Linked DNA regions of Mus musculus: all the other regions are linked to region 1. Evidence: chromatin loops called from intact Hi-C (ENCODE). Cell type or tissue: heart. All regions are shown on one strand. Region 1 holds the start of Ppp1r3c (protein phosphatase 1, regulatory subunit 3C). Region 2 holds the start of Hectd2os (Hectd2, opposite strand). Region 3 holds the start of Hectd2 (HECT domain E3 ubiquitin protein ligase 2). Region 4 overlaps Hectd2os (Hectd2, opposite strand).

Evidence for each region. A loop is a pair of places that touch in the nucleus more often than their neighbours do. Peaks named below come from ENCODE experiments on the same cell type or tissue, not always from the same donor. Only the 100,000 strongest peaks of a DNase experiment are listed, where the experiment ranks them.
Region 2: it touches region 1 in a loop (3-fold over the local background); 13 of 42 quality-filtered maps call a loop at or near these places.
Region 3: it touches region 1 in a loop (4-fold over the local background); 4 of 42 quality-filtered maps call a loop at or near these places.
Region 4: a loop joins it to region 1, with 4 times the contacts of the local background. A loop is called at or near these places in 11 of 42 quality-filtered maps.

The regions. Positions count from the first base shown.
Region 1 is chr19:36,734,820-36,742,819 of GRCm38, reverse strand. Ppp1r3c (protein phosphatase 1, regulatory subunit 3C) reads left to right here and starts at 6,216. Exons shown (of 2, transcript NM_016854.2): 1 at 6,216-6,267. The coding sequence starts at 6,254. In heart, CTCF peaks have their summits at 3,048 (motif pointing right), 4,583 (motif pointing right), 6,157, 7,953 and 2 weaker places; a DNase peak (open chromatin) is centred at 6,069; H3K4me3 peaks cover 2,694 bases; H3K27ac peaks cover 3,829 bases.
Region 2 is chr19:36,685,251-36,693,250 of GRCm38, reverse strand. It overlaps Hectd2os (Hectd2, opposite strand), which reads left to right and starts at 3,772. Exons shown (of 5, transcript NR_033510.1): 1 at 3,772-4,012; 2 at 7,584-7,724. In heart, no CTCF peak of the experiment used is centred here; DNase peaks (open chromatin) are centred at 3,870 and 4,920; H3K4me3 peaks cover 748 bases; H3K27ac peaks cover 4,867 bases.
Region 3 is chr19:36,550,879-36,558,878 of GRCm38, reverse strand. Hectd2 (HECT domain E3 ubiquitin protein ligase 2) reads right to left here and starts at 4,240. Exons shown (of 21, transcript NM_172637.3): 1 at 3,964-4,240. The coding sequence starts at 4,095. Gm41838 (a long non-coding RNA gene) reads left to right here and starts at 4,840. Exons shown (of 2, transcript XR_877830.3): 1 at 4,840-5,027; 2 at 5,145-5,954. In heart, a CTCF peak has its summit at 4,000; DNase peaks (open chromatin) are centred at 3,838, 4,188, 4,468 and 4,508; H3K4me3 peaks cover 2,689 bases; H3K27ac peaks cover 1,539 bases; H3K27me3 peaks cover 288 bases.
Region 4 is chr19:36,673,750-36,681,749 of GRCm38, reverse strand. All of the region lies in intron 2 of Hectd2os (Hectd2, opposite strand), which reads left to right. Among named protein-coding and RNA genes, the nearest start is that of Hectd2os, 12 kb to the left of the region's middle. In heart, a CTCF peak has its summit at 4,205; DNase peaks (open chromatin) are centred at 2,559, 3,749 and 4,049; H3K27ac peaks cover 4,518 bases.

The DNA.
Region 1 (8,000 bases):
AAACCTAATTAAAAACAATTAGAATCCCTAGACAGATGTGTGTGTCAAACTCATATGGAAATGTGTCAGATCCTTTAAGAGCTTAATCCTCTGAAGAGACTGATGCTAAGCTGATCTCTAGAAGCAGGGTAGATTTTTTTAAAAAGAGTGGATTAGTTCTTGGCAGAGCTGGTTATATAAGAGAGAAGCTTATCTCTCCCATTCCCCTCTGTCTCTTGTCCTCCCTTGCTGTGTGATCTGTTGCTTCTGCATGCTCCTGCTGTTTGGCCTCAACTATGCTCCTTCATGGAACACCCTCTGCTGTGTTGTAACACAGTTGGCCTTTGCCAGAGTCCTGTACCATTCTATTTGAGTTTTCTGGCTACCAGAATTAAGAGCCAAGTAAATTTCTTTATATATTACACATTTATTTATTACAAATATATTATATATCTGGCAATTTGTTATAGTAACACAGAACAGACTTAAGACATTCCTACTGACATGTCTTATTTATACATGTTTCTATGCCATCAAACCATTTTGGCTCCTCTCCACAGAGAATGAAAGCCATTTATTGTATACATCTTTCTAATATCCATTCCAAGGCTAGTCAGATGCCCATTTTTTGAACAATCCCCTCTCTCCTTATTAGAAATGTCCTCTTGAAGCATATAGGAAATTCTAATATGTAAGTATGTACATTTATGTATTCTTTTCTCTCACTGCTAATTCTGTATTTGGGTACCAATATTCATTTTGTAAAACTCTATAGTACAATTTAAGCTGATAGAGCTAAAGTACCTTCTTTTTCAGAATATTATTTTGAATATTTTAGAAAATCACTTTGATTTTTCTTCTGATATTTCCTGTGAATCCAGGTATATTTTTTCTAATTTCTGTTCTTCTTTTTTTTTTTTTAAGATTTATTTATTTATTATATGTAAGTACGCTGTAGTAGTTGTCTTCAGACACACCAGAAGAGGGCATCAGATCTCATTACAGATGGTTGTGAGCCACCCTGTGGTTGCTGGGATTTGATCTGTTCTTTTTCTTGAAGAACTCTTTCCCTCTTCATCTCCCAGGTGGTCACATTAAAATCTTTAAAGGGCAGGCAAGATGGTTCAGTGGGTAAAGCACCTGCTTCCAGGCCCGAGGCCATGAGTTTGATTCTTACAACCTAAATAGCAGAGGACCAACTCCTGCATGTATCCTCTGACCTCTACTCAGGTGTCAGGTTGTACACACACACACACACACACACACACACACACAGAGTCACAATGCAGTCATACACACAGAGTCACACAGTTACACACACTCATATACACAGAGTCATACACAGTCACACACACACAGTCACATACTAACACAGACAGTCACATACATAGTCACACACACTCATATGCACATATACACACACTCACACACCCAGAGCCACACACACACACACACACACACACACACACCACACAGAGTCACACACACATACAAAGTCACACACAGTAACACACACAGTCACACAGGCAGTCACAGGGACAGTTACACACATTCACACACATATGCACACACACACACAGAGTCACACACCCAGAGTCACACCCACACCCACATGCACATACACACAGTCATAGACACAGAGTCATACACACAGTCACACACACACAGACAGTTACACACATAGTCACACACAGTCATACATAGTCACACTCATATGCACACGTGTACATGTATACTCATGCTCACATATGTGCACTCACATATACACACATGGACTCACTCACTTGTAGTGACATTTAAATGTTGTAGTGACATTTAAACGTCCTTCAGCATGATTCAGCTGTTACTTTTCAGGCCCCCTGTAACTCAACACTTTTATCCACCTTCAGCCTTCCGTGACTACAGAGACACCATCAAGAAGAGTAAATGACCCCTTTTGTAATGGTCATTCCTGGTTGTCAACTTGATTATATCTGGAATGAACTACAGTCCAGAATCGGAGGGCTCACCTGCGAGATCTCTGAGTCAACCTGGGACAAAGCAAGTCCCAGGTCAAGATGTGGTGGTACACGTCTGGGCCACATCTTCTGCTGGAGGCCTACATAAGGACATTGGAAGAAGGAAGACTCACTCTTATTCACCTGCTTGCTCTTACTTGCCAGGACATCTGTTGGAACCTACTTACTCAGGATTCCAGCCTCTACAGAAGACCAGCTGAAACAACTAGCCTCGTGGGACTGAGCAACTACTAGATTCTTGGACTTCCCGTCCACAGCTGCCCATTGTTGGGGAGTTGTCCTGCAGCACATCTGTTGGAACATCTGTGGGAAATGTTCGTGGGACATTTACATCTACATGTATACTCTTACACACGTGCACAAACGTGAACATGTACACACACATACATATCACACACATGTGTGAAAATGCTTATGTACACAGGAAGAAAGAAAGTAACAAAGAAAGAAAGAAAAAGAAAATGAGTTGGTAACTGGGGGACCCCAGGGTGAATTTCCCACAAAAGGAGTCCAGCCTCCAGGTGAGATACTGAGCAAATGCTTGGACAACCCCACTGTGTAAACCACACAGCCAGCAGCCCCTCATCTGTGGGGTACTTTTTGAGCCTAAAATAAAAGAAATATCTAGAATAGTCTCAAGGGTAAAGGGCTATGGCTTATGACTCCAGGTAACCTCAAGCATGATGCTGGACACCATGCACCAATTAACGAGCCCTGGTTGATAGATTTATTATGGGAAGACGAGTAAGACAAAGCAACGTTTGAGTGCTGCCAAGCCACACTTGGATAGAGCCCACAAACAATAAAATTCTTCATAACTTCTGGTTTAGTCCATCTTCATTGACGCAACACCCAAGGAAAAAACACTGATTCCTTTCCAGTACCTTCAATCCTGTAATGAAAGGCAGTAAAAACCAGCTAGGAGCCTGAAGGAGAGGCTTGGACTATTAAGCTTACAGGTTACCTTGACTTCTTGTAGGAAAGAATACTGTTTTCTGTTTAAAAAGTCCTCTTGAAGTTGAAATAGAAATCTGTTTTGGCAGCATTAATCAACACCAGGGGGCAGGAGCGTAAGCAGAGTCAATACAGCTTTTCTAGGACGGTGGTGGGGCTGGGATGGGGAGGGGTGGGGGCAGCCTGAGAACATTTAAAAAGCTTCCAACGTGGTTCTTGGCACCCAGCTAAGAGTCTCTCTGAATTACTTGAATCTGAAAGCTTGAAAACCTTTTCAAATTTATTTGTTAATTACAGAAGCCTTCTGTGTTCATTGTGTGTGTGTGTGTGTGTGTGGAACCCAAAAAACCAAACCAAAACGAACCAAAACAACAACAACAACAATCTCCAAAAACCACGAAGAAGCAAAACAAAAACATTTTACCACGAGTACTGTCACCATCCCCTAGTAAGCACTAACATTTTGGTGAAGAATATTCTAGAGCCTGTCCCTGCATATCTTTCCCTCCTAAGTAGAATCAAACTGCATTGTTCTTACAGTGTGCTGTTTCATAGCTTTAGCTGGTAATAGTCACCCTTTATCTCAGCATATACGGTTTGCGTAGAGAAAAGGCCTATCCAAGATTCTAGTTTTGGCTCTGACCTAACCAGCCCTTGGCTACCAGCTCTGCTTCCTCCTCGGGGTTTAGATTTATCAACTGTGAAACACAAAGTGTTTGAAGCCAACAATACACAAGGCGCCTCCTGTCTTTATCCTTGTAACTGACCATTAATGAAAGGAAGCCAGAATGGGGCAGACGGCAGTTATCCTGCATGCAGGTTCTGATCCCAGAGAGCCACAACTCTACTTGGAAGGTCCCGGCCAGGTTTCTTGATCTCCTAATGGTTTTCCTTTATCTAAGATGGTATTTATGACAGGCAGTTCCATGTAGGATGCTGTAAGTATTTAACAGATGACATGGTGCGCATGCTTGGCCCATGATAAGACTCAATGAGCCATGCATGGTGGTGACTGCTGCTTCTCTCAGGTACTAACTTTGCTGAGGTGAGAGTAGAAATGAGCACAGGAGGATCGAGTATTGAACTGAGCTCTAACGTGGGATGTTGCTGATACACACAAGTTTATTCCTCAAAGCAAATTTACCATCTCCATATTGCACAACAGGAATCTGAGGCTAGAACTTGCCTGGGTTCAGGTGAGGATTAAAACCCTAAACATTGGCCTTTCACGTGGTCTTGGCCATCTTGAGAGGGGCGTTAGTTCTGCTGTTGGTCAGGTGCTTTATTCAGAAGTAAAGCCCAAGAGAGAGAGAGGGAGAGAGAGGGATGGTCCAGCGGCTAAGAGCACTTGTTACCCTTGGTAGAGGACCAGGGTTTGGTTCCCAGCACCCACGTGGTGGCTTACAACCAATGACAGGGTATCCAGTGCCCACCTCTGACCTCTGAGGGCACTACATGTATGTGGTATGCATACATACAGAGGGGTAAAAAACACTCATATGTCTAATATAAAAATAAATCTTTAAAAAGTCCAATTATCAAGTTTCTTCCTCTGTGATGTTCAGTAGACGTTTCTTTAAAAAAATATTTATTTTAGTTTTACTTTGTGTTGGTTATGTGCACATGTGTGCAGGTCCTGCAAAAGCCAGAGGAGGGCGGTAGAGCCCCTGAAGCTGGAGTTCCAGGCTGTGTATGAGCGCCTGAGCTGGGTGGTACGACCTGCTCTCTGGTCTGTGGAAAGAAGAGCAAGGGACTCCTACCCTCTGAGCCGTTCTCCAGCCCCATAGCATGGTTCTTATTCTTTACTCCATTGTAACAATTCTTGAGTCTGACAGTTACATGACAGAGGAATTTTTTGCACATTCTAATTGGCTTCTAGATAGCCAAGCAGAGCTAGGTCATGGACTTTGTAAAAATAATCAGTATTCATACGCATAGAACAACAAGTAGGGGGAAAAAGGGCCATGAATTTGAAAGAGACCAAGGAACGTAGGAATGTTCGGAGGGAGGAAAGGAAAGGGGGAAGAACAAAAAACAAAAGAAGAAAACAATTTTATATTTGATTAACAGATATGCCTCCCCCCGCCCCTGCGCGTGCGCGCGCCTTGCTCTCTCTCCCCCCAACAGGGTTTCTCTGTGTAACTACTGAAACTCATCCTGTAGATCAGGCTGGCTTCGAACTCACAGAGATCCTCCAGACTCTTGCCTTCAGAGTGCTGGGATTAAAGGCATGCACCACCACACCCGGTCGAACTTTTTAGTTTTTAAAAGTCCAATTATCAAGTTTTTTCCTCTGTGATGTTCAGTAGACGTTTCTTTAAAAAATATTTATTTTAGTTTTGCTTTGTGTTGGTTATGTGCACAGAAGAAAAGAAAGAAATCTCAGCGAAAGCCGCTGGGTGGGTAGGGCATGAAATCAACTGTGATTTTGACCTCTGCCTAAGGATGTCATAACTCAGTCTAGGGATTTGGGCTGTCTGCTGCAATTGGTGACAATGAGCAAGGACAGTAACTTCATGTTGGCCTATAGTTCTCTCTCCCAAGCAGAGAACTGAATAGGTCAGCACATAGTCTCCATTTGCTTATTCAGAGGCAGAGTCTCGCTAGGCTGTACAGACTGGCCCTCTCTGCCTCTGTCTTCAGAGGGAAACACACACACACACACACACACACACACACACACACACGGCCACTTCGTTTCATGGGCTCACGTGTTTTCTTAACATTTGAGTGGCTGTGTGACTTTATTTGTGGAGGAAGAAGAGCCAGCCAACTTCTCTTTGCTTGGGCCAAGGTGCTTGGACACAAAGCAAGGAGCATCACAAGCATTTCAAATAACACAGACACCGGGCGGAGCCACAACTTTCTGAGCTCAGATTCAACTCTGCACAGACCTACGCGTTTCCATAGAAGACCCCGCCAGGCTCGCACAAGCTGCAGAAGGCCAGCTGCGAGCCGTGAGCTACGTGCTGCACGCCAGGCTCCGGGAACACGGCTGGATCCCGCTGGCCCAGGGCTCAGGGACTCTACGGCCGCCTTCCAGCACGCTCTGGTCACATCCAGCCCCGCGGTGATCACGTTCCAGGGGCAGGGGCTCGTGCCCCAGCTGCACAGTGGTTGGTCAGGGCGCACGGCCTTTGATTGGTCGGAGGGACCGGTTCACGTGATCTGGCTTTGATAAGCTGCCTCCCGGTTGCCTGCGGTCAGTCGGCCGGCTGGACCGCGGCGCTGCATCCTCTTAAGTACTGAGTGCGAAGTTGCTCAGGGTGCGGTTGTCGCGGTCGCCGCTGCCTCTCGGTCCAATGAGCTGCACCAGGTAGGTTCAGTGCAACTCTGCGCCCGAATGGAGGGGAGCCTGCAGCTGCGGGGACTTTGGGGGCTTTTGTGGTTTTGTCTTCTCTGCAGATGGGAGACTCCCAGGTTGATGGCTGAGTTGAATCGTCCCGGAGGCTTTGAAGGGATGGAATTTGAGTTGTATTTCTTAGCGCCTGTTTTGGGAATCTACATCTCACAGTAGAAACTGCCTTAGTGAGTCAGTTTTAGCTGGGATTCCTTTGCTGAAGTGACTCTGTTGCCTTTGAGCTCAAAGACCCAAACACTTGGGTGCAGCTTAGTTTTATTGATGAGGTAGTTTAGCCTGTGGCAAAAGGTAGAGGATTTTGCATTTCTTCTTTCCCCACTTCCCCTCTCCTGGTTTGTCATAGAAAATGCAGTCTTAGAGTTTGAGCAAGCTATTATTTTTAACTCTTGGCCAGGACTTAGAATTCCAGGGAAATAGCCCACTACTAAAACTTTCTATAAATGCAGGAGTAAAAAAGGAAAAAAACCAAAAAAACTAAAACAAAAAGAAAAACAAGAACAGCTCAACCAATAAAAAACGAACAACAGCTCCATCAACCAGGCAACCAAGACCATCTCACGAAATGTTGCATCTCCAGTTGTAACTTAGTCCAAGAATTCTCCCTCCCCAAATCCTGCCTCTTAATGGTTGTGAGACAAATAGACTTTGAGGTTTTGTTGCTGGAAGTTTGTAATCCTCTCAGAAAAACCCTAGAGCTATTAAAGTGAGTTCAGTATACATTCTTTACAGGCCACTTTGTGATGATGACCATATACAGGGTGCTGTGCTTAGCACTGGTATGAAGAGAATTCTTCAAGCCAGACTATATTTATGATCAAAATATGTTATATACATATATAAACTGTTAAAGAATAAATAATTAATAAAGCCCCAGACTCCAAAATGGCACCTACTGTATTTCATGTTTCTTTGATTTATAAGGCTGACATTGGAGAGGAAAAACCTAATTCTGTAAGTGTGGAATTATAGTGTGGTTCAAGGGAAAGAAAGGCCAGAAAAGTCTTGATGGATGGTTCTTTGTTTGATGCAAACTATTGTTATTGCCTTCCTACTTGTAAATAGGACCTGCTCAACAACAGGAAACATCATAGAAGCCCAAACCAGTAGATGCTATAATTCCATCAGTCAAAGATAATGAACATCTTAGTGTTTTCCTTTGTAGTTTTCAGTATTTATAAATTCATATATCTTCAGTGTATTTTAAAACAGCTCATTTTCTGGTTATCAGTTTTTAAAACTACTTTATGTTGTGTATATATAATGTACACTGCAGGCTACAAGACAGAGCTATAGTAAAGTGGTTATTACTGGTCAGAATGAACAAGTCTGTTATCCCTGCAGGTAGCTATTCCCTTTATAGTTGGACCTGTCATGGGCATCTTTCTATATGAACTGTAGATTGTTTAAAGTTTTTCCTTTAGTCTGTGAGATGTTGGCTGGTGTTGCAGTTGGTCATTTGTGAAAAAATGAGGATGACTGTGATAAAATGAAAAAGTCATTCTTTCTTTTAACAAGCGTCACCTACTGTCACTCTAAGGACAGCATGACATTTTAAGAATTGCTTCATTTATTGTTTCCCAAGTGGATTACTTCTCCTGAGAAGTAAAACCGGTTCGAGAGCCAAAATAGGAAACAGCAGCCAGAGGGAGCGAGAGGCTGGGACTGTGATAATGGAAGAAGCTGTCTGG
Region 2 (8,000 bases), 50 kb after region 1:
CAAAATAACAGCAACAACAACAAAACAACAACTACAACAATCCTGGACAAGCTCAGAAAAACAGGGTGTACATGATCTTATTTGTGGAACACAGAAAAGTGCTTTCATGGAAATTGAGAGTAGAAAGTGGCCGAGGCTAGGCAGACTAGGAGGGAGAGAGGGGCAGGGACATAGATGCTAAGCAACAGATAGAAGTAAGATGCTATTGCACAGTAGAGTGATGATGGACAAGAATGCTCTGTGTATTGTAAAGGGCTAGACAATGAACATTAAAAGTGATACATGTTTGAGGAGATGGACATGTTAACCCTGATTTAAACACACAATGTATACATGTATCAGACGTACACTGTAGCCCACATACATTTTTAATGTTTTTGTCTTTGGTATACAAAGGGCCCTAACTCTTCCTTGGAGCAAGAGAGCCTTGGATTTCTTGGAATGGGATAAAAGAGGAAGCAATTGGGGAAAAAAATGTGCTCACCCTTCCTTCCTTCCTTCCTTCCTTCCTTCCTTCCTTCCTTCCTTCCTTCCTTCCTTCCCTCCCTCCCTCCCTCCCTCCCTCCCTCCCTCCTTCCTTCCTTCCTTTCTTCCTTTCTCTTTCCTCCCTCCCTAACTCCCTCCCTCCCTACTTTTCTACCTTCCTTCTTCCCCTCCTTCCTCCTTTAGTTCCTCCATCCCTTCTTTCCTCTCTCCCTCCCTTCCTCTATCCTCCCCTCACCTCCCTTCCCTCCCCTTATTCCTTCTTCCCCTTCCTTTTTTTTCTCCTTGCTTCCCTCCCTCCATCCCTGCTTCCTTCTTTCCTTTCCTGAAAATCATCCTGAAACCCTGCAGCTGGGTCATCCTGCCACACTAATTGCTACTGTCAAGTAACGTAGCTATATTTATTTTAAAAATGGAACCACTTCTTATTTGTTTGTTTGTTTGTTTATTTATTTATTTATTTATTTATTTATTTATTTATTTATTTATGTCCCTTCACATTAGCTCTGGCCCCTGAGCTCTCAGCAGATGCTCCATAGCAGCAAGGGTTCCAGTCAGTGTCACTATATTGATTTAACAGCAAGTCCAAAGTCAGCATGGAAGATTGAAGCCACGTGCAGTCAGGTTTGCCCGTGACTCCATCAGGTGAGGAAACGTTTGCTGAGGTTCACTTGGGAGGCTCCTTTGGTCCATCACAGACGTCCACAGCAGTCCACTGTCTTGTTCTTTTATTGGGTGAGCACTACCACCAGATGAGTCACTGGCTTGCATTTCATGGTTACAGTGGGTGAAAAGTACTTACCTATAAGGATAACGACTACCTTTAGTGGCACCTGATGGATGGATAAGATGGATGTGAGGGGACTTGTTTCAGTGACAGCAGATTTCTTTTCTTGCTTCCACTCAGGAAAAAGAGCTATGGAACACAGCGCCATCATACCCCAAGGAGTTGAAGGCACTGTTTTTAATTTTCTCTTTTTTTTTTTTCTGACCCTCTCTGACTCCATCTCCACTCTCCCAAATGCACACAGTTGACTTGGAATATGAAGGACTCTTGCACATGTTGTAAATACCTACCTGTTCTGTGCCAGGGCTTGGGGAATTGAACCAGGCTTCCTACCAGTTGCCTCCCCGTCTTTCTGCTCACTCTGATGGCATTCTCTTGAGGCTTCCATCTCCGACTTCCCCTGTTGGTTCTAACTAGTATATTTGTTTTGTTTTTATAACATTTTTTTAAAATCCTAAACCAGATGACATAGCTTTTTAACTTATTTTAAACTGTATTGACTTGAGTCATGGCTTTGGGTAATTTGATCTTGGCCCAGGCTCCCCTGTGGGACTGAGCCTTGCTGCCTAGGGGTTGGTGGTGACAGCTGGAAGGGCCCTTGCTTTCCTGTGATGTAATGAATCATGAGACTTATGTGTCCCAGCCTTACAGGTATATTTTTGTCAACCTTCTTGGAAACTGAAATTTGTGCACATATTTCTTTTTTTCTTTTTTCTTGGATGTTTTCTTTATTTACATTTCAAATGTTATCCCCTTTCCCGGTTTCCCTACCTCAAAGAAACCCCCTATCCCATCCTCCCTCCCCCTGCTTCTATGGGGGCGTTCCTCTATCCACCTACTCACTCCTACCTCCCCACCCTTGATTCCCCTACACTGGGGCATCTATTGAGCCTTCATAGGACCAAGGACCTCTCCTCTCATTGATGCACGACAAGGCCATTCTTTGCTACATATGCAGCTGGAGCCATGCGTACTCCTTGGTTGATGGCTTCCTACCTCAGGACCAGCCCTTCTCTGCTGAGTACTGTCTGTGAGGTTCTTTCTTCATGATCCTCCCAGAACTATAGTGATCAACTGAATAGCTTCATGCCCATTGCTTCTTTTAAGGGTATAGGAGAGTTGGAGAAGGCTTTGCACAAACCCAGAAGAAGTTGAAACATTAATTCTGCCTCTATGGGACCCAGCATGGATTAATTACTCTCTCTGGGCATTTCTAAAGACCCCTCACTGCAAGGTGGACTTGAATCACCTCCCCGCGGGTTGTTATAGGGAATAGGATTGTAGGAAAATGCTTGGACCACATCGGTTACAACCGCCATGCCCAGTGGAAGCAAGGGATGTGTTAGGGAACTGAGGTCACCTCTCTCCTGGCAATCAGAAGTGGTTTCCCTTTACTGTGTGGCTCCTCCCATTTTTTTGTACAGCACAGTGGGGGGGATGGTTCCTATTCTGACCTGTGGCTAGACCTGGGTGAGCCCTTGGTCTCTCAGCCACAGTTTTCTTGATTATAAGGTGAAAGTAACAATATTTACTGCTTATGATCTTGGGAGAAAGTAAGATTCAGTAATCAGGGCAGTGCCTGGCTCAAAATAATTACCTGCTATTGAGTACACCCCCCTTCTTTTCTCAGACCATATGTTCTGTGTAGGCAGAAATGTTTCCAGATGACCCGTGGCCCAGGGATGGGCCTGAAGCTGGGCCACAGCAGCTAGCAAAAGGAAAAACAAGTCCCCCTTCTTCTCCTGGTTCTCAGTGGATCTCATTTGAAGAGTATAACATTAAGGTTCCATAACAATTTAGAAGATAAACAATCCCAGAATAGGTTCCTACAGCATTAAATAGGGCAGTTTAAAAATGGGTCACTGTGGGGGAAACGCAAACAAACAAAAGCCTCGCCTGTGTTATACAACAGAGGCCCCTGGGGCTTTGTTTGCATGAGAAAGCAGCTCTGGAAAGGTGTACTAAGGATTTCAAACCAAAGGCAGGTAAGTTTGTAGCAAAAATAGTACATAAATCTGCTTATTAAAAAAATAACGTTCCTATAAAAGTTACCGTGGGACTCAGTTTCCCCTTTTCCAGAGTTTGAGAGCTGGGATGCATGCATGGGCCTCACAGGGTTGGATAAAATGTTCCAGGATTTTCATAAACACTGAGATGACACTGGCATTTTAAGCCAGAATAGACCTGGATCTGACTTGATTTAAAGGCATGGTTGGGTTTTCCCAAGTTTTTGTTTTAGTGTTATTTTTCCATCATGTATCAATGGACTTTATTTTGATCAAATCCACACTTTTTCTTTCCCACTAACCCACTAACTCTTTCAGGGTCCCTCTCCTATCCCTTTCCAGGGTAGAATATATGGATATAGATTGTATTTTTTCTCATTTCCCCTGCTGCCCTAGGCTGTCCTCCATCCTTCTGTCTTGTTGCTAATTATCTTGTCCCTCCATTACATCTCTCTCTCCTCCCCCTCACAAGTCACTGCAGCCTACAGCTATGGTCTCTTCCTCTTTGTGCATAGCTTCTGCTGGAATCTTTGCACTCACTCTGCCGGTGACATCGAATGCTATTATTATCTTCTGCGTGCTAGTGAATGAATTAACTCAGCAAGCTCTTCCTGACAGCTGTGATAGCGTGCCAAGCACTGCATTAGGGACTAGGGGTGGGGATGATGAAGGCAGGGGCTGCTCCTGTAGCTGAGATCTGGGGTTGACCTTCGGAGTCAGTGTGAGGAGGTCAGAGGTAAGCATGGCAAAGGGGTTCATGGGTCTGTGACAACAGGTTTCTACTCAGTGGGAGGGGAGGAATGGGTGGGAGGGTTAGGTCGGTTTCTGTGTGGAAGAAGTTGGACTGTTTCTTCAAAGGTTGCCTAGGAAGGGTGAGAGGTTGGGGGCACCAAGGAGATGGTGAGAAAAGCAGTGGACAGGCTAGTGAGAAAAAGCTTGGAGTTTGCTTCCATGTGGCTGAGATATATGGGAGACTGGGCTAGACAGACAGGGCGGAGCACAACCCAACAGAATAACACAACACAACATAACACAGCACAACTGCCAGTATGCCTTTCTCTTTCTGGGAGAAATTCTCTATCTGAATTGGGAACAGGTCCCAGGGTGGCTCATAGGAGGCCAGAAAGGGTACTTACTGACTCTTTTACTGAGAGAGTGACTTGAGGATGCCACAGCAAGAGAGTCTCTGCTTTTGAGATGACTATGGAAGACTAACTATGGCCAGATTAGTAATACCATGTGACACAGACAAGGTGTTGTGGGGCCCTTGGGAAAGAGCACTGACCCTATCTCAGGACCAGGGAAGGTTTCTTCGAGGTGATATAGGCTGATCAGCCATCCTGACTCTTGGAGTTTATACAGTGGAGGAGGAGGCAGAGGAGGAGGGAGGGAAGAGATGAGGGGGAGGAGGAGGAAGTGGAGGAGGGAGGCTGGGGAACTTGGAAGAACAGGGAAGAGTGAAGCCTAGCCAATGTGCAGAAAGATCTCCTGTGCTCCACCTCTCTGAGCTTCAGCCTTCCAGGCCCAAGAAACAAAGCTACAGACTTTGGGGATCCAAGGGACTTTGAAGTAGGCCAGAGAGCAGCCTGAAGAGAGATCTGGCTGGCTGTGTATAGGCCTCTGGTCTCTCTTGGAACATGGGCCTGTTTTGCAAACATAGCAACATGGGCCAAGTACGTGGGTTTTGGCACTAGTTGGGCTGACCCAGCTCACTAAGCAAATAGTGGGGGAGTTTCTTCCTTTTTCCTTTGTAAACTTCAATCTTCTCTGGGCGCATAATTTATAGAATTCCAGAGAACTCCATTTTTGGCTTTCTTCCCAAGAAGGAAAAGCGCCTCACATTTTCCACACACTCGTCCCAGTCCGCTGGCCTAGAGCCAAGACTTCTTGTTGAGGCTGAGAAAAAGATGGTTGCTGTTCAGGGTTAAGGTAGTCAGCGGGGGTGGGGTGGGGGTGGGGGAGCTATACTACTACTCCAGGGATAGCTGCGGTCATGTGACAGGTAAGTATTCTTCACAATAGTCCTGGAGTGGAGAATAGATGTATCAAGGTTCAGGGCAAGAGACTATGCAGACAGCGGAGATCTGCTAAGGACTGTGCAAGGAGTCTCCCTGACTCCCAACTCTCCATAGCTGCTTAATGTTCACCAAGCACTTTCTTGTCTCATTGGATGAGGTGAGAAACAATCTCTACCTCCTCCCGAGTGTACCAAAAGGGAAGAACACATAGGACCAAGATTCCGATTTAGCTGCTCAACTCCAGCTGAGTTGCTAGGTACACGGAACAACAACTTGAAATCAGCTGCCTTGAGATGGAAAGCTTCTAGGCCTTAGGTGGTGGCTTGATGGGGGTGCTTTCCCTGAGGGTTCCAGGGATGCTTTGGGTGAGCAGTGCCCACCATGCTTAGCCCTCCCTTGGCAGGATTGTGCCTGAAGAGTTATCAGAGTCTTGAGTCCCAGAGACTTGGCTGGGATTGTCACCTAGGTATTTTGACTGCCGCCTCAGCCTTTTAGGTTGTCCCCGTTACTCTAATGTGCCTGTCAGGCTAGTCCACCCTGTGCAGATGCTGCCAGGTATGTGAAGCTGCCCATGTATGCTGGGCTTTGAGATCTAGGCTGGCTGACAAATGGGTTGCCTGGAAGTCCAGTAGGGCAATCTTTAAATCCAGATCCCTGCCCGCTCCGTGTGAGCGAACAGCGTCTAGAAACTGCACAGTTGGTGAAACCTAAGCTTTCGAACATGAGACGTTCTCAGACGTCTGTTTCCTCTTATAGTCAGGGGAGAGCATCCAAATCCCACTCTATTTGTCATTGTCATTGCTGCCCTGAAGGGTCAGGATACACTGCTCTTGGCCTCCAGACACTTGGCTCTGAGCACCGATTAGCCTTAGGAGTGCTGAGCTCGGATGCATGCAGTAGGCACTCAATAATGTTTGTAGAGAAGGAGTCAAATTGTGTCCCATGACAGACAGGCCTAGGAAAGGCTCTATGTCATCACAGTACAAAACAGCACGTCCCCTCCTTGTGGGCCACTCAATGCCCCCACGTTACAGCCCTGACTATTTCCTCAACGAAAATTCTACACCCTTGTAACAAATTTCTTCTGCTATCTTCCTGGAGAATGGCGGCTGGCTCTTTCTCTTTGTCAGTTCTCAAACTGATGGCTACCTCTCAAAGGCCATTCTTGTCAAAAGTGGTTCCTCTTCACCCACGAAGGTCCTGTCTCATTCTCCACGCTCATCTTCATCACCAAAGTTACTCTCTGTTTTCTCCATGACTCCAGCATAAGCTCAATGGGTAGAGACCTTTCTCATCCCCTGTCACTGTGGATCCCAGTGACCGGCATATAAACACTAGGAGTTCAAGAGTTATTTGTTTATGGATGAAGGAAAAAAGATAATGGGATCTGATATCTCCTACTCACAGAAGATGAAGTGAAGCTCAGGGTTTAGAAGTCTGATGTAGATTTGCTTGGACCAGATCTCAAAGCTGTGAGCTCCCCCCCCCCCCCCACTAGCTTATTCTTCAACTTGGATGGGTCTCTGGAACGAACACAGAATCATGGCTTTCCTTACTAGTTTGGAACGAGGACCATATTGTCTCTGGAGAGTAACAGCTTGAAGGAACCCTTAGAAGCTAAAAGACCACTCACACACTTAGGCTGACAGTGGAAACACGCCAATGTATGTACACTGAATGATGATGAGTTGGGATGAACGAATGTACGGCAGTACAGAAGCATATGAAGTGACGTCAGACCACCAGGGACACGGGCGGACCGCTCATCACTGTTGGTGTGAGGGGAGGCTTCTCTTGAGATTCTGACGGGAGAACGAGGAGGCTCTTGAGGATTGCTGTGAAGCTCAGGGGCCTTCTCCAGTACCCGATCAGTAAGGGCTGGTTCTGTCACTCCCAGAAACTGGATCACTCTGGCTGAAGACTAATCTGCTTCCATGGCTCACTGACTCTCACTGCTTTTCTTATATTTATTCCACAGAAGATGACGGGCAATGAATCATACCAAGCCACAGATGAACCAGTGTGCTAGCTCCGGTAGAAGGTTACTCAGGGCAGTAAGAAGCTATTAATAATTATTAGCAGTCGGTGCTTCATCTAGTCCACACTACCTATGTTCCAATGTATGAAAGGTTTAGATGTATTACTTCAATTAGATAAGGCTGGAACTGTCTTTTTAAAAAACGGTATTTAATAAAGTTAACAAAGCAGACCTTCAATCGTATGCAAAGGAAACTATTTTTACTTCCATTTACAAATGAAAAATGCTAATGAAATTTTCTTCCTGTTTAGAATGACCGATTTGGGTTTTAGCCTACTAACTGATCACTGAGAGCAACCCCATGAACATGCTAAGCAGGATTAAATTTATCAGTGTTGGGACAGCTCTGTGGAGTAGCTGGAGCCATCCCTGCGTTTGCCGCCGGGGTTAGGGTAAGTGATGGTGTACTTGGTATTATTGATTGGCAATTTGATTGTGCTTTTGTAGAAAATTTGTGGAAGTTCCCACAGGAAGATCTCACGGGGAAAGCCTGAGATTTGGCCTTGAGCTTTGTGGTTGTAGGATAAGAGTTATTTCGTGAGACAGAAAATGCAAAATAAGAATCCTCGTTTATAAGATTTTATTTTTATCAGAGTATGAGTTGTAGCTGTTTAGTGTACTCATCAGGAACAGACGCCTTCCACAAGTCTGACCCATATTTCCTGTGT
Region 3 (8,000 bases), 180 kb after region 1:
TTTCAAAATTTTAAGTTCCCACTGTTTAAAGTAGAACTAACTGGTCCTGTATAACTAGGAACATTAGAATTACTGTGGCTTTTACATACTGATTTGCTTGTTATCCATTAGCCCCAGATCACCGGAGGTGCGACATTCTGGCTAAGCCTTGTCTGTGTTTCTACCCCAGTTAGTGCAAAGCTAAGCATAACATATGTTCAGTGACTGGTAGCTCCATCATGGTCCAGAGGTTCCAGCAAGCCCATTCATACACAACACAAACTTGTCACTCTTGTCCTCTGCACACACCTTGTGTTTTCTCTTAAACGCTTCTACTGCCTACTTGGCACAGTTCCTCATCTTCTATTTGGGGGCAAGCTTCCCTTTGAATTCCAAACTAGGGATGGAAATGTAGCTCAGTGATAGAATGCATGTGCACAAAGCCCTGAGTTTGATCCTCAGCAAAATACACATGTACACACACATACATGCACACTCACGCATGTACACACACACAGTTTAAACTGATTTCACCTCCCTAGTTATATAAAATTTATCTTTTTTGAATCTATTTAATTCCTTGGTATAGTCAATTCCAGTGAGAACCTCTCTTTCCCATTCAGCCCATTAAATACTGAAGGAAGCAATAAAACTCGTCCCTACTTGCCACAGTTAATTCTGTCTCTCCTTTGTGTATTTTCTCCTTTATTTACCATGTTTTTCTAATATTTGTATTAAATCACTAATTTACATATTTGTCTCCATTTCAATCTGCCAGCCTTAGTGAATTCAGTATGTCTAATTTCCATCACCTGGGGCCTCTTGAGCATCTCTCACTGAGACACTTAAACAGCCATCCCTTTCACTAACCCCTGCACCCCATCTTTCATAGAACCACTTTGACAGCTATTGCTAAGCAGATTTGGGATGAGGGTGTAGTTTTAAAACACAGATTGCTGAGCTGTGCTCATAGCTTTTAATTCAGTACATTACAGCATCAGTGTTCACTCTTAGTTTTACCAAGAAGTTAAAAGAAAAATATGTCTCCAGTCTCAGAAATTCTGATTTAAAAAGCTTGCATTTGGGCCGGGCATGGTGGCGCACGCCTTTAATCCCAGCACTTGGGAGGCAGAGGCAGGTGGATTTCTGAGTTCGAGGCCAGCCTGGTCTACAGAGTGAGTTCCAGGAAGCCAGGGCTATACAGAGAAACCCTGTCCCGAAAAACCAAAAACCAAACAAACAAAAAAGCTTGCATTTAGGCCGTCATAGTGCTTCCCAGTTGATTTTTACTGTGCATCAGATTGAAAACTGGTATCTTAGGGTGGGATGTGAGTCAGGACCAACATCCTACCAAAGTAACTCTACAGTCAGTCTCGTTTGAGACCTGTGTCAGGAATCTTCTGAATGGAATTTGGCATAGAGGTAGTATCAGAATTTACAGTTTCTACCATTCTCTCTCCCATCATGGCACCCCTCTTTAAACATTCAGAATATAGCTTATATTTTTTGGCCTTATTAGGATCAGCATAATCTGACCTCTTCTTTATTTTCGTGAGCTGTCACTCTTACTTGTTTCTACACCGTCATAACCATGACACACTAATTTTCTGAGGGAAAAAACCCCACATGATTACAGGGCCACTTGAATTGAAATATAAACTCAAGTTGGAAGGGTGGAGCTATTAATTTGGGCAAAAAGGAAGAATCACTAAAAGGGTCCCCAAAGTTCCTGATGTCAATTAGGATACTAAACAAACCTTGAGTTCTGCTTAAGCCCTACAGAGTTCAGAAATAAACTAGGAGGCAATAAACTGTCTTTCTCTTTCCACCACATTCCATCAAGTCTTCCCCACTCTACTGGAGAATCCGGTCATCCCAGATGCCCTGGCTTTCCTCATCTTCAGATGTCAGCATTTTTTTTCCTTAGGCTTTTTATCATGATGCCTCAAAATTTCAGCTCTGAAAATCCTCTTGAAAAATATGCAATACATACTTGCATTTTCCTCTTAAAATTTCCATTGAAAAATCCAACAGCAGTATCAAGGTCAAAAGAAATTTTAAGGCACCACCAGAAACTGCCTCAGAATCCCAAGTTTTCTATTCCAAACTGTTTTTATCCTCCATGTTCAAAGATTTTTTAAAAATTCTTAAACTATAGGCTCTTTGACTAGTCTACATCCTGAAAAAGAGTGTCTTTGCAATTCACTTGGTAGCACAAATGTGGATGTGCCTTGAAATGCCATAAGGCAAGTAAGAGTTTTTAACCTTATTCCACTGAACAGAACAAACAATACATTGGCTACAGTTTTAGATACTACTGATGCCAGGAAATTGGCCAGGACTTCACTGTAGTTATTACATGTGGTAATACTTAAAAGGATTACTTTCTTAAAATCTGAAAAACTTGAAATTACTAAGACCTATGTGCTTCAGATAACAAATGTTAGACTTCCAGCCACACTGTATCAGCTTCTGTTAAGTTCCAAACCTTTCTTTCAGTTCCACTGAAATTATATGTAAATAATATTGATAAATAATAGACATTATTTGCTATATATAATATATTCTTCACTATATATAAATAATTTGGGGAAAGGTACTTGCTGTTAGACACTAAACTCATAACATTGCTTCTAAAAGCAGATGTTACATTTTCCCTCTTAATAACCACCTTAGGAAAAAACTGCCAAAGCATGGGGTGACAACCAACACCAGGTCACATGTATATGTGACCTCCATACACATATACCCATACTCACACGTATACACACACTAGACACATACCCAGACTTGAAACAAACAAACTACATTGGCATTAAGAAGTCCTACATAAAAAGCTGTGAAAACCCTGTGCACCAACAGACTACAATATGAATGACAAATTGCTTCAAAGCATCTCCCAAGGTAATTCCTAACTACAGCTGCAATTTACCAATCAGTTGTAGTTATCCTTTTAAAATGTGTGTCATTGCTGTCCAAATCTGCTGTGCTGACTTATGATAAAAGAGTTGTCTTTAACAATTTCCAGTTATTACAGGCTTCAGACATTTTTGAAAAACCTACCAAATCATAACATTATTCTGATACTAATACTTTATAAAGAAGAGTGAGCTATTTTAGTAAGTTCCTAGTCATTTAGGAGGGCGGCTTCTAGAAACTAATTGCAAGTAGAAATTTTTTTAAATGTATAATATTCCCCAAACTTTTACTATTTTGTCACGTACAGATGCGTTGACAAGTCATAATCTTTAAATACTTGAAAGCAAACTTGCCCAAAGTATTTAAATACTATGTCAAATAAAAATGTCAAAACCAGAAGTTAATCATAAAGCAACCAGACTCCCAACCACTAAGTACAAACAGGGGGAAGGGAGAGAGGGGATGATGTCCCATGACATCATTTGGCAGTATGGAGTTTGAAGGCTGAGAGCGCCTTCCAAATTAACCCTTGCAAAATCCAGCTGGGAAATTACCACGCTTATTAAGCTTGGATAGCCGAGTTTTAAAAGAAGAAAAAGCCTCGCTCCTTCAAATCACACGTCAGTACCGTATGAAAAAAATAAAAGCATCCAGGGAGGCAACTGCCTCCCACTACCCGGATAGCAACGGAAAGGTCAGAATTAGGAGGAAACTCCTCTCTGAGACTGTTCAACCCGAGGGGAGAAAGGACCGCAAAAGCGAAGGGAAGCGCTGCCTTGGCGCCCACAGGCAGGTTCTCCCACTCAGGGAAAACCTCCCTGACGCCCAACTGGCACCCATGCTCATCCAACAGAGGATGCCGACCCTCAGCAGAAAGTCGGGAGCCAGACCCCCCGAAAACAAGCAAACACCCAGCATCAGGCAGCGGACCCCACTCCCCGAGCGTGGAAGGCGCGGTTCCCAAGTGATGGCCGTTGCCCTCGAGGCGCAACTTCCCTGTTGTCCCCTCTCCAGGCCGCCTTCAACCCACCGCCCAGGGCGCCCCCCGGCCCCCGCCGCACCTACCGCGGCTGCGCCGGCCGTCACGATGGGCGGCAGCTTCTCGCGCTCCGGTTCTTTCCCCTTCCTCTCCTCCGGGGCGGCCGCGGCTACCGCCGGCGGCGCTCCGGGCGAGAGATCCCGAGCCGCCTCACTCATGTCTGGCCGGGCGGCTGAGGCGCGAGGCGGTGGCGGCGGCGGCAGCGGCGGCCGGACTGCAGCCGGGGCGGGCGCTGCTGCTGCTGCCGCGGCCGCGAGAGGGCTCCTTCCAACCGCCGCCGCCGCGCCGCCCCCGCCCCCGCGCGCGCCCGCGGCCCGTCGCGCGCCCGCGCGTGTGCGCGCGCCCCCGGGCTGGCCGCCAGGCTCCGCCGCCCACCCCCTGCGTGCGCCCGGCTCGCGCCCTCGGCCGCGCTCCGCTCCCGCGGGTCCGCCGGCCGGGGCTCAGACCGCGGCCCCGCGTCACGCGCGGGGACCGCTGAGGAGACGGCGCGGGGCGGGAGCTGGGGGGCGCCTGGTCGCCATGTTGGTCGCGGGCTGTGGTGGGAGGGCGACAGGCCTTGTAAAGGCTGTGACACGGATTCTAACCCTGGCTTTCCCTTCACCTGGAGTGGCAGGTGAGCCGGGGACCTTTGACCCAGCTGGTGGCCTTTGACCTTTAAACTCGCGCTCAGGAAGCGGACTCGGGGTCATGTCTGCCCCCTGATCTTTCCTCCAGTGCCTCCAGCGCCGGGGAGACTGGGAGACCGCTCACCTGAGCATCCTTATGACTAACTCTTTCCCCGTGTCCTCTCCTGGCCTCATCCTACGGGAGAAGCGCTTAGGGTCGGGAGAGGACAATGCGACACCGTGCTCCCCTCCCACACACACTCCAGGGCAGGACGGCCAGGCCACACTTTCCATTTCTGAGCCGCGGTCCCTCATGACTGCCAAGTCCGCCTCTCCCTTCCGTGCCCACGCGCCTACATTTTGCTCTCCCCGCCCCCCGCCGTCCTTCGTTCCCTCTAATCCCTTGTCCCCTTCCGTTTATAAGTTACAGATGGACAGATCCAAACTGCTGAGTAATCCATAATAAACCTCGTAATAAATTCTGGGTAAGAACGTTTAAAAAATTACTTTAAATCGTCATGTTAAAATATCCCCACCTCCACCACCCGACGACGACTTAGACAATTTCCTTTCTCCTCGCCCCCTCCTTTTCCTTTTATCAGTCTGCTGGAATGGCAGAGACACCTGCTGATGGAGGAGAAGGGAGAGAGGAAGTATTCACTGTACCACTTACTAAAAATAGAGAATTTCTCGACATTGAGGTCTTGGGATTTTTAGTTGAGACTTCGTTATTTTATTCATGGTGAAGTGAATTTTCTAATCCAAGAATACTCAGCTCCAAATACAAGAAGCAAGAATATCTCTGAAACAAATTCAGAGGGGATTTGGTGACTGTCATTTTATATAATTCAGAGTCCGCAGAACTAAATAAATAGTTACAGTTCTTCCTGGCATGAGGTTGTTTTTCAAGCCCAGAATTTGTAGCAAGCAATAAAGTGAATCGGATAGTGCCTACTGTATTACTTTGGAAATTATAAAGTTTGCTTCTATTTCTAGGAAGTATTTGTAGTTTTAATATAATTGCTGTCACCATCGTTTCTCTATTAATAACAAAAGGTGTACAATAAGTAGAATAAAGTAGCCAGGTATTTCATAATCTTTAGAGCCAAATGACACAGGCACTACTTTGCAACACCCTTTTCTGTCTCCTTTTTCTTGAATTTTTGTTTTTAGACCTCTCTTCTTAAATCTCCGGACTATCTCATAGACATCTGTTTTCTTTTAGCAGGCCAGCATGCTGAAAACTGGTAACAAACATTGTAAAACCAACCTTTCATTTTAAATACGATTCAAGATGTACCATGCTACTGTGTCTAGACTGGTAGAATAAATTCTGAAATGATGGTGGGTTATCTCTCCTATTGTCTACAACCAAATTTAGTAATTTGCTATTAAAATACTTGGATCAGAAACGAGTTGGATCGCATGCCTTATGCTTTCACTTTTCATGTGTGAGACAAAATAAAAGTGTGTCTGTACATCTAGTCACATTCAATAGAACAAAAATATTTAGATATTGGCAAAAAAACTGGCAAGTCAGAAGTGTTCATTTCTACTGCTCCAGACGAGATAAGGCAATGGAAACAAGCCCATTGGTTTATTCTGCTGGGAGCTCTATATAGGAAAGATAAGCATCATGATGAATTTGTTTCCACTTCCTACTAAATACATGATTCATAATGTACCACTTAAAGTCTCTTTCATACAAGCCCCGGGTAAGGACTGGGAGGTAGATGGGGGTGCTCTTGGTAAGCTAGAATGATAACTCTGGCAGAACTTGTAAGGCAACTGTCACGAAAAACTTTTTGTGTGTACCTACTGGATCTGGGGGTTGAGGGGAGTCAGACAGAGCTCTGGCTGCTATGCATAAAGATGTGCTGAAGACGCTTTTCAGTGACACCAAATGTAATGGTCAAGTGTGGGGACCTTTCTAAGTCCAGATGCAACTGGACTTGATCAATCAGGTTTTTCATCTGATTTAGGAAGGCAAAAGACCTAAAGGGGAACGGGGTGGCATGGGGCAATGAAATGGGATTTAGAGAGATTATATCCAAAGAGGAATGAATGGCAAAGATAAGAGTTGGAAGGCAATGGAAAGTCTAGCTGACAGAGCACCCCTTTAATTACACACAGTAATAATAGTGTACTGAACAACAGCAAAATTGGTTCTGAAAGAGCATTTAAGAATGGTTCCTAACCAATCATTATGATCATGTGGTCTATTTTAAATGTGTGCTTCAGACTTACTTTTAAGGTTCTATCACATTAATTTATCGCTTGATGTGCCATGTTGCACATGTGGAGGTCAGAAGGCAGCATGAGGCAGTTCTCTCATTCTGTTGTCTGAGTCCCTGAGGATGGAGCTCAGATGTGAAGCTGGGCAGCCAGCTCCTTAATCTAGTGAGCTATCTCATCAGCCTTGCGACACACTTTTTAAGGAAAGCGTCTTTTTCATATTCCAATTGAGTATTGGTCCTGAAGTAGTGAAGTCAATAAATATACTTCTTTTAACCGTGTTTGGCATACTTCCTTGGGTACAATGATTGTAACTTTTTGGAGAAAAATGCATCCAATCTGTTGCATTACAGAAGAAAGTGGAACACACTGGCCGTCAAAATGAAGCAAACACGCAGTTGTAGACAATAGGTTCTATTCAACTAGAGATGTTCTCTAAGACCCTGTTCACGACTTCTGTTTTTCACATACACAAAGATAGAGCATTTCTTACTTATTTTTATTAAAAACAAAAGCCAAAACTGTACCCAGATACTGTTTACACCTATACAACTCTTTCTTTAGAAGCTTCTAATGGTGGGATTATCATGAAAGAAAAATAAAAGAATGTGACATTTGGGGTGAAGGGTAAGAAGATGGAGAGGACCTGGGAGGAGTAGAAGCAGGGGAAAGAATATGACTAAAATATGTTATATAAAAAACGTATAATACAAATGTACGAAACAGACATCTATGGTAATAGAGAGTGGAACAGTGATGACTTAGGGGTAGAGGTCAGAGGATGCAGGGATGGAAAGGACAGAGTTGGAAGAGTGACAAAGCCATGTTCATAGTAGAAGACGGATTGACTTGCAACGGCCATATTCACTTCTGTGTGTGTGGGACCTTTATGTGAGCTGTATGATATGGAAATACGTTTCAAATGTATAAAACTGTTTAGAAAGACTGTAGTGCAGCAAATCAGAACAAAGAGAGGATGGAGTTTTGAAAAAAAAAGTATGCACTGTTGCATAGATCTAAGACTGAGGAATGTGGCGGTGATCGTCAAAATGCTGCAGTGATCGTCAAGTTTGGCACCTTAAAGCTGGATGCTCCTTGTCATGGACTCCTCAATGGTCCTTGTCATGGACTCCTCAATGCCCTTAATATCTTAAAGATTATGCTTTGTCTGCCTTAGGTCTTACCTTCAGTTTCTTACCTACTCTAATTGCCACCAGAATGAC
Region 4 (8,000 bases), 61 kb after region 1:
TGCCTCAGGAACTTGGGAGTTGGGGGTACTAACCCCATAGGCTCTTAGATGCTGGCAGGGGCTGCAGTTCTCTTCTCTGAAGATCTAGCTAGGAATGTTTGGAAGCTTCTTCGAAGGTGGCCCACTTGTATCTGTTAGCAGGAGGCTTTTAGTCCTTGTCACAGAGATACTCTTGTTGATTGCCCCCACACACCCCCAAATAGGCAATATGGGAAAGAGAGAGCAAGAAGAGAGACATGTCATACTTTATGACAGTCTATCAAGTCCCATACCACTACCTCGTTCTGTTCCTTAAAAAGGAATTGCTAAATCCAGTTCACATTCAAGGGAGAGGGACTGAAGGGAACTGGTTGCAGAATGTGAACATCTTCTATGACCGCTTCAGAGCTTATCCTAGGCACACATGGTAACTGTGCTCCGTGCGCTGCATTGTCTTATTACAAATTGCTTTTTTCATTTACTAGAAAACCTTGGCAGCTTTCCATGTCTACATATATAGAATAGTATCACCCTCTGTCTCACTCTACGGTTGGCTTCACCCAGTTAGATTTAGAGACTTAAGTTTTCCTGTATTTCTGGCTGACACAGATGTTTAAAACAAGAACCTTCCTGGATGAAGGGAGGATGGAAGAACCATGGACCCCTTTAGTTTGTGACTAGAGAGTTCTGTTTTGTAGCCTTTCTCAGTTTGGGGTTTGTTATCTGAAAATGCCTGGTTCCTGGAAAGAGGGATGGGATTGGCTCTTATAGAATTGTGAAAGAAGAAAGAAAGACTATGGAAGGGTGTGGACTGGTCTGTGAGCCCCTTCATGGCAGCTGGAGGGTTTGTGTGCTAGCACCAGTGATACCCTCGTGCCAGGGCCTGTGCCTGGAACTCAGGAGGCATCTGGCCATTGAATATCCATACTTCCTTTGCAGCCCAGAGCACCAGCCTTTTGGAGAGTCCTGTCTTCATATGCATATATAACCTGAGTGGGAGGGTTCTCTGGACACGTAGACAGGTTCATCATCTCCAGACAGAAATACCTTTGATCTCTCTCTCTCTCTCTCTTTCTCTCTCTCTCTCTCTCTCTCTCTCTCCTTTCTGTGTGTGTCTCTCCCACCCCCACCCATCACTGGGGCACATGACACAGCAAAGCACTCTACAAAAGCTCAAGTGCAAATTTTATTGTCATCCTTTTCTAGCTAGACACTCTTGTGTAGGGTCAGGGTAGACATTCTTACATGGTATTCTTGCAGAGGATGACAGTAAAAACCTCCCACACGGTAAGAGCTGGATCCGGGCACATCATCCAGGCAGATGAAAAATAGCTCCTAGAAAGTGAAGTGGTTCTTTAGTGAAGTGGAGAGAAAATATGTTAAGAATCTCATGCTGATGTGGGAAGATCTTGAGGTTTTTTTTTTTTTTTTTTTTTTTGTTATTGTTTTTTTGTAGGAGGAGTGCAGAGCATACTGAGTTTATTAAATGTATTGGAAGGAGTGTTGTAGATATCTCTAGAACCAACTTAAGGCCACGTGTGGAAGAAAACCAAGGGCTGAATCAGCCCATTAAAAAAAATCAGAATTTTTGGATAAATATCACCAGGGCTGAGAGTAATTGTGTCAGTGGATGTACAGGTCTGGCATTTCCCTGTGTGAACTTACTTAATCTTCATAAAAACCCAGAAAAGTCTTATTTTTTTATTTAATTTTTTTTCCTGAGTCAGGGTTGCTCTGATTATCTTTGGTTGTCCTGAAACTTACTCTGTAGATCAGGCTGGTCTGGAAGTCAGAGATCCATCTGCCTCTGCCTCCTGAGTGTTGGGATTAAAGGTGTGTGCCTGAATTTTTTTTTTTTTTTTAGTAGAAAAATGTTTTCCTGGAGTTGGGTTTCAGTTTTTGGTCTTTACCAAGGAAGCAACTCTCTGGCCTTTCTTTCATCTCTTGCTTTACAATGCTATTTACTTTTCTGGGTTCTTATGAAGATTAAATAAGTTCACACAGGGAAATGCCAGACCCCTACATCCACTGACACAATTACTCTCTCAGGACTGCCACCACCACTGGCCTGTTGTCCTTCTGACCACGCCCACTCACTCTCCCCCTCCCCCCCACTGCTGTCCCCAGAATCAACAAACCAAGGTTCCCATGGCTGTTGGTTTTCTCTGTCATAGATGTTCCCTTTCAGTGAGCAGGAGGGAGGGATCACAGCTTTCCATTGCTCTCTTCTCTTGAAAATAGATTGCCTTCCTTTGGGTCTCAAAAGGAACATCTGGCAGGAAAATTGGTCTGGCTGTTTAGGCCCCAGGAGACAGGGGAAAGGTTGTCTGCATCCCTCTGCCTGGTTCTGCAATCATGTTTGGGGTTTCAGGGTTTTGCAGAGGTTGTGGCACCTATCTATGCTGCCCTACAGTTTGCAGGGCTGTGTGCTTTCTGTCTGCTAGGAAGAAATTAGATCCCGTCTCTATTTGTTCTTCTCTGAGTCTCTGAATGAAAAGGTTGCTGCCGTTCCTCCCCACCCCCAAGCCCCTAGGCTACTGGTGTCTGTTCAAGTCAACTCAGGTAGTGGCACACAGCCAGTGTGGAGTCCTGTCCTTTGGGTCTTCATGTCCCCAGCCAGAGTGGCTGTCTCACTAATGAGCTCAGTGATCCTGAAAGCAGCGCCTGCAATCACAAGGGATGCTGCTGTACCTTTCTTTCTAAAACAGAATTCCAGCTTTTGAATATTGCCATGACTTACACTGCAGAGACTAATAAATCAAATAAGGAATATAAGCCATCCACAGTCGGCTCCCAGTGCTGATATCGTCAGTGTTATTTCTTTTTCTATGCCTGTTTATGTATTCCATTTTCAAGGAGATATGCAATCACCTTCCATAATGTAGTCTTTGGTGTGTTTGCATGAATCGATGATTCAGCAGCTTTCTGGGGTGGGAGTGGGGTTTCAGGCCTTCACCGAGGCATGATTTTTTTAGTAGCTCTTAAACTCTGTAGGGTGGCATCTGCATTTACCAGTTTATTGAACCAGTTTGCTGTTGGTGACCAGTGAGGTTGCTCACCGTTTTCCATGGTTACTAACAGTGTTGTGACTCACACACAGGCCTGCCTATTTTTCTTCATTGCTCCTCCCGAGGGCCAACACATGACAAAGGGTTTTCTGGAAAGGCTGTACCCATTTGAGCGACTGAAAAGAATTCACATTGCTTAGCTGGCCTTCACAGAGAGGCTCTGTCATATGAAGGGCCTGGGGCTGTCTTATGACTTTCAAGGTATGGCCAGGGGGGCCTCTTGACACAGTTCTGCATGACATGACAGGGCACCCAGGCATGGTTATTCATATTTTGGAAGCTAAAGGACTCCATTGTGAAGTCCCAGGTAGCCAAACAAAGTGAGGTCCCATAGAGAGATTGCATGTGACAACGTGATTAACTGTTGAGTGGTGTCATCAACGAGAGAAAATGACCACGGGAGCTGCTTGAAGCTCCTCCTCTCTTTCCCAACTGCATTTTGTTTCTGACTGATACATGGTTATTGTATATTCATTGGATAGTAATTAGCTACTGACTACTGATTGTACATCAGGACAATGGTCTGCTTGGCAATAAAAGCAAGCTCTCAGCATACTGAGAAACAACCCCCTTTCTGCTTTCTGTCCTGAGAGCTAGTCCCCGAGGACTAGGAGTCCAGATTGCCCCAAATTCTCAAATGACCTAGCCAAGGCCACTTAGAGTATCGGTGGCCAAGTCAGAAATAGAAGCCAGGGCTTCCTGTGACAAAGGATGTGCTGCTATGAGGCAGCTGGGCTCTTGCTACTGGCCACATCGCTCAAGTGTCCCTAGTTTTCCCATGAAAGCAGTGGTCTGGGGATCTGATTCAAATACAGGAACATAAGGAAGATATGCCACCCACAGTTGGCTCCCAGGGCTGACAGTTAATAGTCTGGGCTTGGTTCCTGAGTTTCTGCAGTCCTTACAAGTTCCCAAATGATTTTTTTGTCTGGGATTGCTCTTGGAGCAGTGAGCAGCTAGAGAATCGCTCAGTAAACAGCTGAGTAAATGACCTAGATAAAGACAGGACTCACTGGCAAGTAGAGCGACGACATTTTAAATGCCGATGACTGAAAAGGGTGTTCCCGATAGTTGTGAGTCTTAAAGGTCACATCCTGCTTCTGCTAGAAACACCCGGACATGGGCTCACCCAACTGGCCAGAGGAAGGCTCTTGAGACACACTCTTTTAACAGTACAATTGGCTCCTTTATTGTATGGAAGAAGCCTAAGCAAGGCAGCCAGAATAGAGGCTTTAATATTCCAAAGGCGCTTCCAGTGTCCCCCAGGATCCTAATTAATCACCTGGAGAAAGACCAAGGAGTCTGGGATGTGAGGAGAGGCTCACGCCACTGTGGCGTCAGCCCTCAGCACTTAACGGGGAAAGGAGTGAAACAGAACCTGGACACTGGCGCACAACGCCTCGTCCTGCAAAGTGTCGGCGTTAACCGCATGGCTTGCTGGCTCCCAAGTACAGGCAGAAGAAGTCAGCATTATTCAGGGACTGGGCTTGCAGCCTCAGTAGTTGCTATTAACAGTTTTCAGGGCAAGGGGGTGGGGTTGAGGGGTGGTAGGTTGACTGGCACCATGGAGAGATGAACACAGCAGGCTCAGCAGAGCCAGTCCTGTGGCCGGAGTTGGAGGGTTGAGCCGGCTTATTATGTCTTCAGATTTAGAACCCTGAAATGCCGTCATTAAAGCTGGAATCTGAATCATAGGCAAGGATGGAGAGGTTGGGGAACCTGGTGTTTTTGAAACTACGCTCCCTGGATCTCCAAAGAGTTTATGGGAAGACGTGTCCGGGGCCACCGCCAGTGTCATGTGTAGAGGAATGTGGTCCTTCATCAAGAGTTTTACATGTTTGCATTCTGAATATGATGTCTTTCTGTAGCAGGGCTTATACTTAAAAATCTTTTTATTTGACAGCTCAGAGGAGGAATGCAACTTCTCAGAGATTTATAGCCAGCTTGTGACATAGCATGGAGGTACGTGCTCTGAGGGTGTGGATGACCACAGCACTATAGGTTAAACAGGACTTTAAATGCCCTCAACACCGGCATCTTTTCCTTTAGGGCAGCCTATCCATTTCCCTCCATTTCACCCAAACCCCAAATCAGTGCCATTTATACCACGATCTGGGAAGAGAACCAGTTTATACCACCTCAGAAAAGTTATCTGTGTGGTGTGATATGTGTGACCCTCAGTCAACCCCTAATAGTTGCCCATTTAACTGGAATTCCCACGGTGGGTGGGACAAGTTTTCAGGTGAATTTGTGTCAGTGCACCTGGGAAATGGTGGACTGATGTCTGATTGTCCATTACTAAGGAGGGGCAAGTCATCAACACTGACTCTGGTTGTGTTGTAAGCATGCTGTACAATGTAGACCACACATGACTTCCTGGGACTGGTCACTCAGTTTCTGGTGGTTTTCCTTGATAAGACCAAGTACAAAGGACTTCGAGGAGACACTTTCTGAATCAGTTTAGGAGTCTCTTTGCTTCCTTCCTTGTTCTTGTATTTGTGGCAGTCTCCACCAGACAGGGTTTATGCTCACCCAGTCCTGGGTCTGAGCCACTGCAACATGAAAGACTATCTACATCTTACCATTTTACTGTGGAGAAAACAACTGCTTAAAGGAAAAGGTACCATACCTTCCGCCTGCCCACTTCAAGGCTGTACGGGACACTGTTTAAGACAGCAATATTCTACAATTTTATTATTGTATCATGCATGTAGCCTATCCTAACTGATATAGGTACTTTTATGAAGAATAAAACAAGAAGAGGTTACATTGGGCATTGCTGACTTAACTTTTCTGTTCGTTTCATGATTCATCTCCAAGTTGGTGGTCTGCTATTACAGAACCATGGGATTAAAAGTTTCATATTGGAAGGTATGTGTAAACTTATATCAAATAGATAATGGTTATAGATGAATTGACAAACATTAGTGAATTCTATTTCATTAAATCGCAAAGAAAGAAAGTTCAATAAAACAATGACCAAAAATAAATGCCACCTGGTGCATGTGACATCCATGATCAGTGGGGTCTGGAACATTCCTAGCCATCACCCCTCACTCAGAAGACCCTCATAAGCACTATTTTCCTTAACAGGTTAAGGCACTTTTTCTTAAACCTGAGTCCAGTCCTGTATTTCAGGACGGTGTCTTTCTGACTTAATGACAAAAATGTGGTTGATATTCATCTCCCTTACATTTCCTCTGGCACCAGAAAACTAAAATAATTAGGAGTTCTAAAGCAGAAATAGTTTTGTAAAAAAATCATATTTAATTTTCCTTTCAAGCTGTTTTGTAAGCATAAAATCCCAACTCTGGTCATGTCACACTTGGCTTCCATGTGAATTTTAAATAACTTACTACCAATTTGAGTTCCAATTTTGTAAAACAAGATGGTTCGAATGATTGACTCAGCTTCTAAGTCTTTGAAATATTTTTTCTTGCCCCATCCCTCTTGAGGTCAGAGGTCAACTTGAAGGCATTGGCTCTCTCCTATCATGTGGGCCCCAGGGATCAAAATCAGGTCAACAGGTTTTGTGCTTAGTACCCTCTGACTCTTTGCTGACCTGGCTCTAAAGTCTGTATTCTTCACTGAATCCACTGTAGTCGGCGGAGATCACATGACACAGAGACGGACTTTTCCCAGCTAAAAGGACCTTGTGGCTGACAACCTTATAGAAGCAAACTACATATTCTAGAATTCAAGAGAGATTTGGTGACAGTTTTGTTTCATTTCTTGTTTGTTTACTTCTTTGTAAGCTAGTAATCATGAGTGGAGATGAATAGCAGATGCCAAAACAGAAAACTTTGCTAAATAACTTAAAATTAAGTAAAATCATATCTGCTGCATCCATACGTGTAATGTCCAGTTAGTCAGATGTCAAAAGCAGAAGTCATCTTCATGTGTCCCATGGCACAAAGAGGACATGGATAAAGCTGAGATTCTGGTTCCTTCTGTTCACTGGTACCCTCCCCCCTTCCGTCTGAGGATTCCATGAGCAGTCTCTCCCTCTCCCTCTCCCTCTCCCTCTCCCTCTCCCTCTCCCTCTCCCTCTCCCTCTCCCTCTCCCTCTCCCTCTCCCTGTCCCTGTCCCTGTCCCTGTCCCTGTCCCTGTCCCTGTCCCTGTCCCTCTCCCTCTCCCTCTCCCTGTCCCTGTCCCTGTCCCTGTCCCTGTCCCTGTCCCTGTCCCTGTCCCTCTCCCTCTCCCTCTCCCTCTCCCTCTCCCTCTCCCTCTCCCTCTCTCTTTCCCTCTCCCTCTCCTCCCTCTCTGTTCGAGACAGGGTTTCCCTGTGTAGCCCTGGCTGTCCTGGAACTCACTCTGTAGACCAGAAGTCTGCCTCTCTTTAGCTACCTTGGATGTCATCCATAACATGTGGGCTTTGTAGAGGCTTCCAATATGAAGATAGCTTGGGGTAGGGTAGGAACAGCTTGGCTGCAGGAGGGGTTAATATGTGTGAGTGGTGCCTCTCCAGTTTGCCCATCGCCGATGAGTGCTGTGCAGGCTGGGCACCAGCTCTAAGAAATGACTGAGCCATGGACCATCAGTTTGCCCTCATAGGATGCTCATAAGGTCATGGTGGTGTGTCCTGGGAGCACATAAAAGATTTGTGACCTGTTACACTACCTGGAGCAGTGATTTGGCCAAGGGTAGGACTCTCTCTTCTATGGTTCAGATACTGTGTTAGAAACAAATGTGAGAAAGAGTCTTGGATCATTCATTATGTCTGTGCACATGGTCTTCTCTCAGTGTCTAAGCTATTTTACAGAACCCAAGGATGTCTTTGGGTAGGTGAGGACAGAGGGAAGGTTGGGACATCCACAGCCCAATGGCTCTGCTGATTTACTGCAATATTTAAATACTGGAATTCTGTGGGCAGATATTTAAAACTTTTTAATTCATTTACATGTGTGTTTATGTGTGTATTTGTATGCAAACACATCCACACACATGTACAT